2 separate regions of the Homo sapiens genome follow, and region 2 is linked to region 1. Evidence: chromatin loops called from intact Hi-C (ENCODE). Cell type or tissue: heart right ventricle. All regions are shown on one strand.

Evidence for each region. A loop is a pair of places that touch in the nucleus more often than their neighbours do. Peaks named below come from ENCODE experiments on the same cell type or tissue, not always from the same donor. Only the 100,000 strongest peaks of a DNase experiment are listed, where the experiment ranks them.
Region 2: a loop joins it to region 1, with 2.4 times the contacts of the local background. A loop is called at or near these places in 2 of 110 quality-filtered maps.

Annotation. Positions count from the first base shown.
Region 1 is chr21:17,920,756-17,928,755 of GRCh38, forward strand. It overlaps a transcript of CHODL not described here. Among named protein-coding and RNA genes, the nearest start is that of LINC03147, 39 kb to the left of the region's middle. In heart right ventricle, CTCF peaks have their summits at 4,455 (motif pointing left), 4,655 and 5,330 (motif pointing right); a DNase peak (open chromatin) is centred at 4,426.
Region 2 is chr21:18,036,343-18,044,342 of GRCh38, forward strand. It overlaps a transcript of CHODL not described here. Among named protein-coding and RNA genes, the nearest start is that of LINC03147, 150 kb to the left of the region's middle. In heart right ventricle, a CTCF peak has its summit at 4,853 (motif pointing right); no DNase peak of the experiment used is centred here.

The sequences.
Region 1 (8,000 bases):
AAATACATCTGACTGTATACTGCTAGTGAGGTAGTCAGAGGCCCCACTGAAGACAAAGATAAGGATCTGAAGAACTGACAGCTTGAGAATAAGTTTTCATATTGTTCCAAGGACAATAAAAAGATGGATTTAATACAGGGAAGTTATATGATCACTTGCCTATTTTAGAAAGTTTTGCTGCCACTGTTCATGTCTTGCCTGTTCTTCTACAAGGTACATTTCCAAGCTCCCTTGCAGTTAGGGGCCATATACCTAACTTTTGGCCAAGGGTTTGTATTAGTCTGGACTCACAAGAGAAACAGGACCAATAGGATGGATGGATAGATAGATAGACAGAAACAGATTTATTATAAGAAATTGTTTCCTGTGATTATAGAGGCTGGGAAGTCCAAAATCTGCAGTGTGAACTGGCAGGCAGAGGCTCAGGAGAGTCTATGATGCCAATGAAATGTGAAGGTAGTTTGCTGAAGAATTCCCTCTTGCTTGAGGAGGCTGGTCTTTTTGTTCTATTCAGGCCTTCAACTGATCGGATGAGCCTCATCTATATTATGGAGGGCAATCTTCTTTATGCAAAGTTCACTGTTTTAAATGTTAATGCCATTCAGAAACATCATCTAAGTTAACACATAAAATTAACCACCAAGGGTGTGTTGGGCAGAAGTGATGTGTGCCCCTTATAGGCAGGGGGTCTAACCCTCTTGTGTACAATCTTCCATGCTTTCTTCCTTTGCTACTTGGCAGGTGAGAGGTACAGTATCTAGAATAGGATGTAAACTCTAGGGGGATGAAGGAGCCACTAGGAAGAAGGAAGCAAGTCCTTAAAAGATTAGGTGGAATAGACATTTATCCACCTTTGTCTCTCATTGAATTGAGACGTGTGAGAAATAGGCAGATGTTGTGTTAAGCTTTGGGACTTAGGGGTTGTTTATTACAGCAGTTAGTATATCCTGACTGATGAATCATTCTGGCAGCAGGGAGGGCAATGTGTTGACACAGGTTAAGGCTACAGTCAGGAAGGCCAGCTAGGAATTTTTGGTACAAGTCCAGGCAAGAGATAATGCTGAGCTGGACTAGGTTGATGCAGCATGTGGACAGCAGATGTTTAAATTAATCATACTGTGAGTAGTAATAAGCATTTAGTGCTTTACCAAATTATCTCAGTGAACACTCCAAATTTCTATTTTTTCCAAGAAAAAGAATAAATTGACAGATTGTCCAGATTTATTCCACAATAAAGGAAAGTTATGAAATATGATGCTATTTCTGGTTTCTTATTTACAGTTAAGTTCATGTTCAACTTAACCAAAAGAATCTTAGGGAAAGTTGAAGTGATAATGCTTAATTAGGAGGTACATGGCAGTACAGTTAGAGTGAAGAAAAGAAGAAGTGAGACAGAGAAGTCTAAGAAGCAAATTCAAGGTGATATACCAAGTGGGCCACTGCTTATGGCTCTAAAAAAAAAAAAACACTGTACCTCAGAACAACCCAACAGATGGAAAATTGTGGGGGAAATTTATCTGTGAGCTCACTCATGTCTCCTGTCTCCTGTTGGCTAAAGGTCATTCCAGAGAAAATTTACAACATTGTTCCACTGCTTTAGAGGTGGAGCGAGGCCCAGAGATTCTGGATGTCTGGACAGCCTAGTATGACTTGCTGTGGCTGCAATTACTACAGAGAAAGCAGCCAATGGCCCACAAAATAGATGAGGCTGAAGAATCAGAGGAGACACTCAAGATGGGTTGATAAATCTGGTTTGGAACTCATCAGTGGTAGCTCTGATAAGGTTGTTAGCACACTTATCTATGAAGTACTTTAATTAAATAAAGGGTTATTTAATTGCCCATGTAGTGTGATAGTATTACTGCTATTTATGTGGAAATTAAACACAATAACAACAGCAATGTTTTACATTAGATTTCAGGAATGTGGGGTGACATTCCTTATGAGGTCTTAGCTTTAAGTTTATTCTTTTACTGAATGCACTGAGATGTAGCTCCTAAAGGTTGCGAACTCTGAATATCTGAGACAGGTCTCAGTTAATTTAGAGAGTTTATTTTGCCAAGTTTGAGGACATGCAGCCGTGACAGCCTCAGGAGTCCTGAAGACACGTGCCCAAGGTGGTCAGAGCACAGCTTGCTTTTATTCATTTTAGGGAGACGGGAGACATCAGTCAACATATGAAAGATGAACATTGGTTCCTTCTGGAAAAGTGGGACAATTGGAAGCAAAGGTGGGACAACTTCAAGCAGGGAGGGGACTTCCAGCTCATAGGTAGATAAGAAACAAATGGTTACATTCTTTTGAGTTTCTGATTAGCCCCTCCAAAGAAGGCAATGAGATATGCATTTATCTCAGTGAGCAGGGGTGGGGGTTGGCTTTGAATAGAATGGGAGGCAGGTTTGCCCTAAGTAGTCCCAGCTTGACTTTTCCCTTTAGCTTAGTGATTTGGGGGCCTCAAGATTTATTTTCCTTTCACAAGCTTTTCCATTATTTACAGCAGACTTTGTCTTTTTCTGCCTCTTTTTTTTTTTCCTGCCAAAGTCTGCATTATCACCATAAATGCTGACAACTGCCCTATGAGGTAGGTGTAAGCATGGGCTCAATTTTACAGATTTGTAAAATAAATTAAAAAAAGTAAAAAGATGTTAACAACTTTCCCACAAGATCTCAGAGGACATTTTATATAACATTTTCCCTAATTCTTCAGTTTTTTTTTTTTTTTTTGAGACGAAGTCTCGCATTGTTGCCCAGGCTGGAGTGTGGGGTCACAATCTCGGCTCACTGCAACCTCCGCCTCCTGGGTTCAAGCAATTCTCCTGCCTCAGCCTCTGGAGTAGCTGGGACTACAGGTGCCCGCCACTATGTCCAGCTAATTTTTTGTATTTTTAGTAGAGACGGGGTTTCACCATGTTGGTCAGGCTGGTCTCAAACTCCTGACCTCGTGATTCGCCCACCTCAGCCTCCCAAAGTACTGGGATTACAGGCCTGAGCCACTGTGCCTGGCCAGTTCTTCAGTTTTATACAAGTCCCAAAGGCCAGGAACAAAATACTTGTTCTTAAGTAGCCCTATAATTTAGAAAAGGTGCCAAACTACTCATGTGGAACTAGAAAGATGGCAACACAAAGATAGCTTTAAACAATCACTTACTTGAGTTTTGAAACAGGTTGAAGTCAAAGAAGCTGAGAGTCAGGAATTCTTTGGAGAGTGTTGTTGACATGCTGTTCTTCCCCTCTCCCTTTCTTTGGAAGAGAAGGATGTTGAGGAACGTGAGGGTCTCTTGGAGTTTGAGGGATAGAGTGTCTGATATTTGGCTCATGCCTGAGGAAGCTAAAGGTGAGAGGCTGTGGCTGGAGGTGCCTCTGCCCGGTAGCACCATACAAAGTGCTAAACAGGGAGCAAAGGCATGTACACAAGGGGGAGAATAAAAGTAGCATTTCCTGTGAAAGCTGTGTGAATGCAGAAAAGAGAGCTGGTCAGCATCCTCCGCTGGAGTATAGCTGATGGTGAAGGGACTTGAGGAGAGAAATGGGCAGCCAGAAGCCCAAGGGCCAGCAGGAGGGAGCAGTAAGTAGCCTGTGGGAGGAGAGGCAGTTGGTGCACTCTAGTGCAAAGGTGTCCGAGGGCTGTCTCCAAAAACCCTTTATTGGAGAATCAGCCTTGGAGACCGGAGAGAAATGATGTGAGATCACAACTGTGTCACCATGGAGCAGCTGTGCACTTTCCTGCCAACTCCTCTTCCCTGGGCCTGACCTAGCAGGAGAGGAGGTGAACAAGGAAGAGAAAGGAAGCCAGCTTCATCCTATTTGCCCATTGCAGGCTTCCAAGTCTGAAGCTGGGAGAGAAGAGAAGTTTTAACTTGAAATGAGATTGTCATTATACAATTAGTCGGGACTGTTCTGACCTGGACTTTTTATTATCTGAAATCTCTAGACTGAAGGACTTTTTAGCTGAACATAACATAAAAATCAATAATACATGCTTGATATTGCATTCAGGGTAGAAATTAATAAGTCTACAGAAATAAGTTTTTCTTTTTTGTACATTGTCATCATATCCACCTTGTAAAACCAAATAGGTGCACTGCTAATCATTCTGTTATATTACCACAGAGCTTGTCCTTATCTGGCTCTGTTAAAAAAATGCTACATAAGAAGACAAAGACACCAATCAATGATCACTCATTAAGCCTGTGGTCTGAATTAGTTAATACAGTTGGGAATCAGGATTAAGACATTCTAAAGGCAAATATTATAAAAAGAATAGTCTGGAACATAAGTCACTGGAAGTTTAGGTTAAAGAGTGCATTAGTGAGCAATCTGGGCAGCCAAGCTCAAGGGAGGGGGCACTAGTGGCCGTGTGGGGTGGAAGAAAGGAAAGGACACACCCCTGAGGAGAATCCAATCTGCGTATGAGCAGCCTCTGTAAATTCCACCTGATGCGACCTCTAGTGGTCACTCTAGTACCATGCTACAGTGTGCATATCCAAAATTGTGACCAGTCCATAACATGAAAGTTGACTCTCAGTTTTCACAGGTTTAAAATTTTAGAACTGTGCAGGCAGAGAGCTCTTAATACATATTAATGGTTTGATTGCTCAGGTGGAGAATGGGTGAAGATGTATGCACCTGGGCCAGTTTCCTGATAGCTGACTTTCATGCTGAGTGTAAATTTGGCCACACATTTGAAGTGTCAGAGGGCAAATAGGAAAGAATTAAATAACTCATTGATTTCTCAACTGACCTTTGGCATTATTCATAAAGAGTACATAGAAGGCTTTGAATAAATGCTTGTTGAATAAATAAACAAGGAGCTACTCCTTATGGAGTTTGCTTTTTCATTGTCATGAATTGGGAGATTTAAATTATAGGAACTTAGTATGTTAACATCCACAAATTTTAAATTCGCCTGCGAGTAAAAGGATAAATTTATTTATAATAGATTTGGATGATTCCTATTTTTGTTATTTTATTCATTACATTTTATACAGGCAATCCAGGACTATAAGTGAGCCACACACTTTCTGAGTTCCTTTGAGTAAATGACTATTCCATGTTGGTTGTCCAGAAAGGTCAAATAGTGGACCCAATATCTTTTATTGGTTATTTTCAAAGTTTAGTAATGTAGTGATTATAAGTTTCTTTGAGATGTTTATTCTTTTTCTTTGTTTACTCATGAGGATATAATTTGAGATGTTTAATAGACAATTAGTATTTCAAAACTTATTTTAATTTGTGGTTTAATTAATAGTAATTTAATTAGTTCCAATAAGCATAATGAGAACATAAAAACTCTAAATTAGTAGGTGTAATGATTCTTGTCTTTCCTCAAGAGGGCAGCAAAACCGCACTGCTCAGTTCTCAAAGATCAGGATGAAAATCTTAAAAAGCTGATACACAGACAGCTTTCATATTAGTCCAACTAATTAAACATAACATGTGTTGATATTTGTATTGCCATTTTACAAAAGTTTAGCTTTTCCTTTATGAAATGAAAAAAAAATTTAATTCTTTGTTTTAGGTTAGACAACAGAATTATACTTGCCTAGGGTCTCAACACACATTGTTTACACAAGGACAAATGATTAAGTAAGCTACTGAGGGTAACAAATAAATAAGGTGGGTTTTTTTTTTTTTTTTCCTGAAGTGTATTAGTCCATTCTCATACTTCTATGAAGAAATACCTGAGATTGGATAGTTTATAAAGGAAAGAAGTTTAATTAACTCACAGTTCCTCATTGCTGGGGAGGCCTCAGGAAACTTATAATCATGGCAGAAGGCAAAGGAGAAGCAAACACCTTCTTCACAGGGCCTCAGCATGGAGAGATGCAAGCAGGGGAAATGCCAGATGGTGATAAAACTATCAGATCTTGTGATACTCACTCACTGTCACGAGAACAACATGACAGAAACCGCCCCCACGATTCATTTACCTCCACCTGGTCCCGCCCTTGACACGTGGATTATAGGGATTACAATTCAAGATGAGATTTTGGGTGGGGACACAGCCAAACCATATCACCAAGTTACTAAAGTGATCGTACTTGAATACAGTTGGGAATCAGGATTAAGACTTTCTAAAGGCAAATATTATAAAAAGAATACTCTGGAACATAAGTCACTGGGAAGTTTAGGATAAAGAGTGCATTAGTGGGCAATCTGGGCCATTTTGGAAATTGCCTTTCTATAATCTATCCTAGGTAGAAAGACCTTTTAAATACACAGACACACACACACACACGCACACACACACAGACATACACACATATGTGTATGCATATATGTATATGTATGCATATATGTGTATATGTATGTATATGTATATCTGTGTGTATGTATGTATATCTGTGTGTATGTATATATGTATATATGTATATATATGTATATATGTATATATGTATATATATGTATATATGTATATATGTATATATATGTATATGTATGTATGTGTGTGTGTATATATATATATCCCAGAGTTGAAGAAAACTTGAATATTGGCTCCAGAAAAATAGGGAAATGAGAGGGAGTTGAATATACCCCTGCCCACACGTATAGAATGGAATTTGGGCATTTCCTAGGCAGATTATAGATGAGGTTTGTCTTTAGCGCTTATAACATTGTCTTTGATATCCTCTCTGTTCCTGGCTTGCTACGTGCTGTTCTTATATTTAGAAGGTGGTCATATGGTCCTGACAGTTGTTGCCTAATAGTGGTTCAAAACATTTCTTTTCTGTGGTATATTTGCATTTAATAGAGGACAGGAGAAGGCTGGAAGATTTTCAAGGCATAAAGGAATGGACTATAATGGATCCTCAGAGGCCTGCATCCTGCCCTGGGGCTCCTGCTTTCATTTTAATAGCAGCAGCTGTAGGGTGGGAACAGGGAGACCAGCACCTACATGTGCCACAATGACCAAATCCACCACTGTTTCTGCCAGAGGGAGGTACGAGTGGGCCATTCACCTTATAGCTGCCTGCCTCCACTGCTCATGCTGATAGAATATTCTGATGGACCATAGAGTTGGAGCATTTGGTCCATAGTAGGTTTATCTTTTATATATAGTAGGCTTCCAATAAATAGTTGTTAAATGAATAAAGACCTCAAATGATAAATGAAAGATGTAGCTGCTCTTCCACCTACGCAACACACAGAATAAAAATCCTCTTCCTTTTTGTGAGGTTAACTAACTTTGATGGAGAAAAATTTATATTGTTACTGGAAAGGGTACAGGTATATTCAGCTGGAAGCATTTGATGATTCTTTGTTCCATTATATTGAATAGGTTCACTAGGGTTCAAAACAGGTTCAATGGCATGGTGGCCATCATAAACAAATTTAAAGTTCGAATTTAAGGGTTGTTCTCATCTTTCAAATATTTAAAGATCTTGTAAGAATTAATATTTATCAAGCACTTATTCTTTGCAAATCCCTATGCTAGTTTTGTTTTGACATTTACTGCACAGTATAAAAAGAATAAACTATACTCTTGTCTTCAATGAATTTATAGTCTCCCTGGAGTTCCAAGACTAGCACACATGAAAACATCACTAAAGAAGGTACAGTATAGATCATTAATGCAAATGAGTAAGTGCCATGTCCCGGGATTAAAAGGGTTCTGAAAAGGGAAAGTCAATAAGAGGTAGAGATGCTGGGGGAAGGCTACCCAAAGAAAAAGGACCTTGAGGTGACTCCTAAAGTACAGGTAGAGTTTGGATACAGAGACAAAGCGGGGTGTCCTAGGAATAACAGCTGTATAAAGATGTAAGAAGTGCTGAGCATGGTACGTTTTAGAAAACAGATTAGAAAATAACTGCAAATTGGGTAACAGTGGGGGCCAAAGTTGGAAAAGTGATTAGGTTTTTAGAATTGAATCTAAAAAAAAAGATGAATTCTATAACATTATTGAGTAGGAGAACAATGAAAGGATAGCCATGTTTCCAGATAATTAACCTCCTTACTTCCCCTGCTGTGGAAACCAAGTCTGTAGAATAATTGGAAGGGGA
Region 2 (8,000 bases), 120 kb after region 1:
ATGCAAAGATTAACACTCTGCTGAAGGCTCAAGAGGTATCCTCTGCATATTTCAGGGGCTTGCTTTGTGTATAGGACTGTACGCTCTGGCACTCTGCCCTGTGAACTCTAGCTACCTTGGCCTCCTTGGAATCCTAACTCAGTTCAACTCAGGAAGACCACTGGGTTCTGCCTGAGCTTCCTTTCCCTGCACTGTGGCCTGGAAACTCTGCCTAGGCACTAGAGTGGGACAGCGATAGGTCTTCTTTTGTTTATTTTCTCTTTATCAGAAATCAGTCTTCTTTCCATCTTGATTGAAAACAGTTCTATTATATATATTATCATGAAGAAAAATTTAAGGCAGTATTGGAAAGCTTTTCTAATTTTTTTCTGTTACTTGATGTTATAATTGTTTCTTTTCCTTGTAAAATTAAACTTTTTTTTGATTTGGGCAGATATGAGTGACTTCAGTAAAATTCCCATAAAATAATTAGAACTCTAATATTAGCCAGGAAACTGGGTGGAGTTCTTTCTATTGTAAAGATTTTACTATTTATGGCAGCTTGAATAGCATTGCCCTGCCATATTCAATCATTAACCAATAATATTTTATCCATGCAGATTTTGTACCTATTTTAATATCTAAAACCACACCTGAAAACCAAAACAATTTTGAGGAGACTGATATCTAGAAGGTTAGTATGCCCAATAAAGGTATGAAGAATTCTGGTAGCATTACCTTCTGGAGATTTTAGATTTCCATATATAACATATTTTCACAATATCAGACAATGGGGATGAGTAAGAATTATATTTTAACTCCAACAGACCTACATTGAATTAAATCCTGCTAGTTCTGATACTAATAATTAGAAAACTTATACAGCAAGCGATCCTATGTCTTGGAAGGAGATTTAATTGGCATCCAAGTAAACAGAAAGTTGGGCTAAGTGAAATGTATATATTCTGACTTTTAAAAAATTTTAGGTGTGGAAAATTCTTATTTTGTTAGTAGGAGTAGACAATGTAAATGGAGGAACTCTCAAAAGTCTTCTAAAATGAAGATGGGATAGATCCTAAAATGGTAGAGTAAGAACAATCTTTTAAAATTATCCATAGCAGGAAACAGGAAAAATTATTAGACTCCTACCATCTTTTATAGCACTATGAAGTTCTGGCCTCTATGAAATAGAAGCAGAAAGTCATTAGGAAGACAGAGGTTGAGATGGAAAGGTAACATAATGATAGAAGTAGTAATGAGAAGTGTTAAGTGTGTAGTGAAGGGTAGAGCTGATACCATCAAAGAATTAAATCAGTGATGGAGGATCACTTGCAGAAGCTCTCCAAGATCAGAGAGAATAAAGAGAGACCAATAAAAAGAATAAGTGGGTAAATAATACATATAGAGGAAAAGAACTTGTAGAATGTTTGATGGTTTTAGGGTATCTGACATAAACATTAGAACACTTAGCAGCAATAACCAGTGTTAAGAGAGGGGAATATACAAACTTTAAAAAAAATCAGCATACAGATTTAACATTTTCCTCTCATTTATGCAGAATCAATTCTACAAGTCTTGCATTGTTTTTGATAAGAAAACTGTTTGCATTCTTACCTTTGTTTCCCTGCACATAATGTTTTTTTCCGTGCTTTTAAGACTTCCTCTTTATAACTGGTTTTAAGCAATTTGATTATCATCTGCCTTACAAATACAGCTTTACAATTTTTTTTAATCAGAAAAACATCTGGTACTTTCTCTTTTGGTGAAAAGTTTACTAAGTTGCTTCCAAAAGAATGATTTTTTTAGAAAAGACTAGCCTCAGACTTCTCTTTAGTACTAAATGTCATAATGAAATGACATTAAAATGGAGAATTTTGAGGGAAGAAATTTGAAATGCTAAATTGTGCATTTCCCCAAGGTGTCTTTTACGTTTCTGAGCAATAGAAAGACATTCCCAATGTATAAGGGCTCAGAAGATATATTCCACATGTAAATCAAACAAAAGTAGACAATAAATTAACCTCAGGCATTTGAATGATCATCAAAAATTATAAATTCAAGAGAAGTGGTAATTATGAAAGACATTGATTATGAATGATTTTTTACACAATTTGACACGAATTCAGGAATCCAGTTAAATATAGTTTTAGCTGGACTCTATGTCATGATAGTTAAAGTCGTTTCTGAGATAGTTTGCTGAATTTTTATTTTTTTGCTTTCACTGTATTTCCATTGACAGTGACAAGTGTTTCTTATGCTTTATTATTGAAACTAAGTTTAGATAGAAGCTCTTCCCATATTTGATGACCACTTAAAGTAAGTGGGAAAAATACTTGCCAACAATCACTAAATTACTTGCACTTGGAAAATTACTAAACACATACTTCAGAGTAGAGGTGCATAGAAAACTTAATGACCATGAGATATGAGTGGATAGTTTCTGTATCATTAAAAATCAAGTAAAATGACTTGATGTAAGATTTGGGGTATTTTAGATATTGGGAATGCCTGACAAATAATCTAGTGGCAAACATTAATTGTAAGTCCCTTTTCAATGTCATCTTACATGTAGAATTTTTGAATATTTCATCCATGGTACTTAAAAATAAGAATCTAAAATATGATCCCAGATATGTAAACAAAATATGCTTGGATAAAAAGAAGATAAAGACTTACCTAGATAAGTCCATGGGGATCGCAAGATGTCTTTCTTCTTATGAATTGATGGTCCAAACTGAAATTTTCATTCCATCCCATTTTGGGATGGAAGCTATTTAGTTTAGTGATAATTCTGAATCGAGGGATTCTTAATGGTCAGGATTTATGCTGCCTCAATGTCAAGTCTGTACTAACTCCTCTGTGTTAACACATTACAAATAAATCTGAGAGATATATATCTGTTATTTATCAACTCTTAGATATTCATTAAGTTTGCTATTCTAATATTTTAAGAAGAAATCTATTTTGATTGTTCATGATAATGTAATAGAAAGTGTTAAGTTTGTAGCTTTAGTAGTTAGGGGTAGGGATTGTGGTAGGGAGTAAAGGCCTTAAGGTCAAAGAGTCATATCCCATGCTGTTCTCTAAATCTTGTATGAAATCTTGGACATCATGGATAAAAACCTTAGACATCATGTGTGAAATGTGTTCCTTGCCTATTCCTACCTCTCTTCAATGGATCTTAGAATATTTGACCTGAATTTCTTATTTGGGAACACTTTTATATTGTTTTCTATATTCTAAATCTAGAAATATTGGCCAACTTTTCATTCGACATCTAAGGAACTCTAGAGCCTTGAACTTGCTTTGACAATATGGCTTCTGGTTCTAATTTGGGGCTCCTTAGAGATCCTGAATATAAATTACTCCCTATCCTCTATTACTTATTGGAAAAACCTAACCCCTAATCCTTATGTAACTCATCTTGATGCTACCAAAACCTCAACTCTGGCACCATGCCTTTTTTAAAAAAATTAAATAAAAGTTAAAATAACAATTAAAGCCTTTGCAAATTACCCTTTAAGAGATTTATGGATTGCTATTTTTTCTGCTTAACTCCAGTAAAAGGAATTTGACATTTATATAGATATTAGTTTTCATTTAACACATGTTGAGACTTTAATCCTTATTGGGTCTTGCTGAGCCTCCAAACATGGACTAAGTTCACAGGATAGTTTTTCACAGATGGATCACATCACATAAATAAGAATGTAACTTCACTCAGAACATTCTTTCAAAAGAAATATGTTATTTAACTATTCAAACCTCTTATCATAATTGAGTCTTATAATTTATTTGTTAAAGGCCCTATTTATCTTTGCTCATGAAATAAAATATTCAAAAACAGATTACAAAGTAGCATGGTCATGCAAACTTTGGTAAAAGACTCAGAACACTTTATGTCCACTACATGTGGACAATTCTTTCTGCATATGAACTGCCCTTTCCTGCATCCACAGCTCTTATCCCTTCACTCTGTATTATCTTTACAAAAGAGAAGGAGACGACATACAAAATTAATTTAAGTAAAGGTCTGCATTACAACTGAAAGCCATTAACTGGCAGTGGCTCACCAAAGTACAGGCAAAAATCAATTTTAATTAGTATTTTTGGCTTTAATGAAAAGTGATTACAAAATTGGCATTTTAGCTAATACTGTTGAGATTTATGGTGAGCTGATGCTAATTAATTTTCTGTTGAATTGCTGTAGGCCTTAGTGTCTTCAATAAAATGGTATATTTGCTGATACTAGGGCTGCATCAGCAGTTCAGTTTTGTAACAAAAAGCTTCTTAATGGTTTACAGGTGTATTTTACACTATTGCTCTAAGCTACAGTGCATTATTATTTTTTCCATAAAAAGACTGTTATAGGTAATCAAATTTCATACCATTTTATTAATTGGGACCATTTTATTTTAGTGTATCTTGAGTGTTATCCACAGAACTCTTTACTTCAAATATAGCTTTCTTTTGTCTACTCGCAGGTGGTAAAAAAATCAGATGATATACTTTAATTAGAGAACATTTCATGACTGATTTCTCTTTATTTCTTCATTTTTCCTCTTCCCTTGATTGTATTGGTAATAAATTGGCTTCTGAACCTAGTTACATGCTTTAGATCCATTTTAAGTCAGGAAATAAAAAAAGAATTAAGCTTTACAATTTACTCTTGTCATATGATTTGAGTTTTAAATGCTCTTTAGCTTGCTTTTATTGTGATTATTTCCTCCCTTTTTTAGAAAAGTGAAACAGTCCTTACTGAAGACTAAAAATTATATGATGATTTCTGTAAGCTGAAAATTTGTATCCTGGCATTGATTTGGTTGGACCTATGAAAGTCATTTTGTTCATTTGTTATCGGTGTTATTGGCCTGTCATAGACAGACACAAGGTGGCGTTATCCACACTCAAAAGGATGGCCTATGGAGAAAGAGAGATAGTGTTGGAGTCTTAACTGACCGTGATTGGCTTTGGGGACTTGGGTAAGTTACTTAACCTCTCTAAGCTTCTGTTTACTCAACTGTGTGATGAAAATAACTATGCCCATGTCAAAATATATTTTGAGCATTAAAATTAAAAATGACTTAAAGCAAAACATTCAACAAACAATAGCTATTTTTTTTTAAATGAAAGCCATTTTATTTTGAAACAATGTTTTGTTAAACATCATTTTATTACCTACTGAAATATATATAAAATTGGGTTACAGATTTTTATAATATTTAGGATTCACGTCATGCAGATGCATTTTGTGATCGAAAAAGTCTAAGCACAATATATGATTAAATCATTAATTAGTAAAACCAAAATGATAGAAAATTTAACTGAGAACTATAAGTCTTAGAATTTTGTAGTAGACTGAATGGAATAGGCTCAATTTAAAATAACTGAGATGTCTAGTTCAGTTCTTTTTCTTTTAAAATGAGTACATAGAGGCTCATATTACAAGTTAAATGACTTGATTAATAAATTACAGGTGAGTCTTAGGAAGGGCTTGATCAATTCTACTCTAGTGGCAAATTTTATGGCTTTTATATGTGCTAAAGGGAGCCAAATTCAAATTGATCCACTAGAGATTAGCAATAACTATATGAGAAAGCGTTTGTAGTCCAGATTTAGGATGATATGGGAAGCTGAATATATTTTTTTTAATTTTTAGGTAGAATTTGGAGAGGTGAAAAAATCTTGCTTCTTCTCATTGTTGCCTAAAACATTAAACAGCTTATCACATGAGCTGATGAACGGTGTCCTGTAGGCTTTTAGAAAGTATACTCTTCAATATCCCACTTAAAATTTGAAAAAAAATGTAAATGTTCCACTGAAAAGACTCTGGGAATATTTTCTGTTTAAAAATTTTTAATTTTAATATTTTAGAAGGGGAGACAATTTGTTTTCCAGGAGCACAGCACAGATTTAAATACACATTTGCTAGTCAGGTCTTGGATGAATGGACCCCCTTCTCCCCACCCCCTTCTGCAAACCTTCTTACAGCCTGATTGAGATGGCCCCATTTTGGGGCCCACAAATTGTATAAAATATATCCTCATACCTCAGAGCTATGGCAATAAGAGACATGCTTGGTTTTCATTTTCCAGGTACAATAGAATTATAGAATTATAAATCAGAAAGAAGCCTTAGGGAATATTTATTCTAAAATTCTCATTTTGTAGATAAGGAACTTAAAGCACAGAGGAGTTATAAAACTTGCTCTTGTCACCCAGCCAGTGTGAAGCAGATCTGGGAACTACAGTTCAGGTGCTCTAAACCATAGCTTAGTGACCTCTCCTTTATTCTATATATCCAGTGGTTTAGAAATAAGTTAACCATTTTGTTCAAAATGTGCTTCATTTTATGTTTCTCACATCACTTGATGTGCATAAACTTTCAGGTAAAATATTTTAAGAGAGAAATTCTCTTGCGCAGAAGGTGAAATAATAGAGATACATATCTGGGATAGTTGCTGGGACACGAATATGCAAAATTGTTGAATTTTCAATGTGTCAGCTTTGGTCATTACTTAGTCTTCACCTTTGTATGTCCAGAAAACTTGATTTTGGGGCTGTATTTAAGAATGGTCATGTTCTGGCCATTTTTTTTTTGTTAACTAATTCAAAATACCTTTATGCAAAATGACAATATTGAACTACAGTGAGAAATTTAACTTCTGAGTGAATGAATGAATTATTATTTGCTGTTCTGGAGAAAAGTCTACATTAGGAAGACAAATTATAACTGCAAGATTGCTAATGAATCATAGACACAGAGAAGGGAAATTGGTTGTATGCTCTTAATGATCCTGGTCAGCAAGATGATTGCTAAATGAGTCTATCTCTACTATAGGGGTGTATTGGCCTAGAATACCAGAAAACTCATTGCAGGGCTAGCCTCAAGGGTGTGCAACCTGTGCAGTCGCACTGGGCCAACACACAGAAGGAACCCACTCTTGGTTTAATGCTCTGCTGTTGTTGTCCTGATGTTTTTAATAACATTATCTTTGGACTTGTGGTTTGTAAGTGAAGTCTGTTGGGACAAAGGAGCATGCCTGTGAATGAATAGAGGATATATATGCAGTATGTGAATCTGTCATTTCTTGCTGCCTTATTTTCATTGAGCATCTCGAACACAATAAGATGTTCCATGAACACAGAATTCCAGTAGACCCAGGATGTGTGGGAGTTCAGAGAGACTCAAAGTGTGTTACTTGTACTAAGTAAGCACAGAGCTGACAGCCCAAGTGGCCATTCTTTCCATTCTCACTAGAACGTGCTTAGGTTCCAGAAGGATGACATGATGCTATGAGAAACACTTCTATTCTTTCATACTCATGCTACTTTCCTGTATTAGTTACCCACCTAGGCTGAAAATGATGACATGGGAGGAAAAAGAGAGCAACCTTGTATTAGTCCATTTTCACACTGCTGATAAAGGCATACCAGAGACTGTAATTTATAAAGAAAAAGAGGTTTAATGGACCCACAGTTCCACAGGGCTGGAGAGGCCTTACAATCTTGGCGGAAGGCGAAAGGCATGTCTTCCATGGATGGTGGCAGACAAGAGAACGAGGGCCAAGCAAAAGGGGAAACCCCTTATTAAACCATCAGATCTTGTGAGACTTATTCACTATCACAGAACAGTATGTGGAAACCATCTCCATGATTCAGTTATCTCCCCGCCACAACACATGGGGATTATGGGAGCTACAATTCAAGATGAGATTTGGGTAGGGACACAGCCAAACCATATCAGACCTATAGTTTCTTTTCCTTTCAGTCCTTTTGAATTCTTCAGTAAACTGAAGGTAGAAAGTATTGGTAAAATGTGCACGTAATCAAGAAGTGAAATAAAAACAGTTGATTTAGTTTTGTGCTGTGTTTCTCCTTTGCTGGTAAGAATGAAATATATATGCATGTATGAGCTACAAAATGTGAATTGTGTGATTTCAATAATTTCACATACAAATGCTCTTGTATTTACATTTAAAACTAACATTGAACAATATAAATAGTGAAGTTCATGCTAAT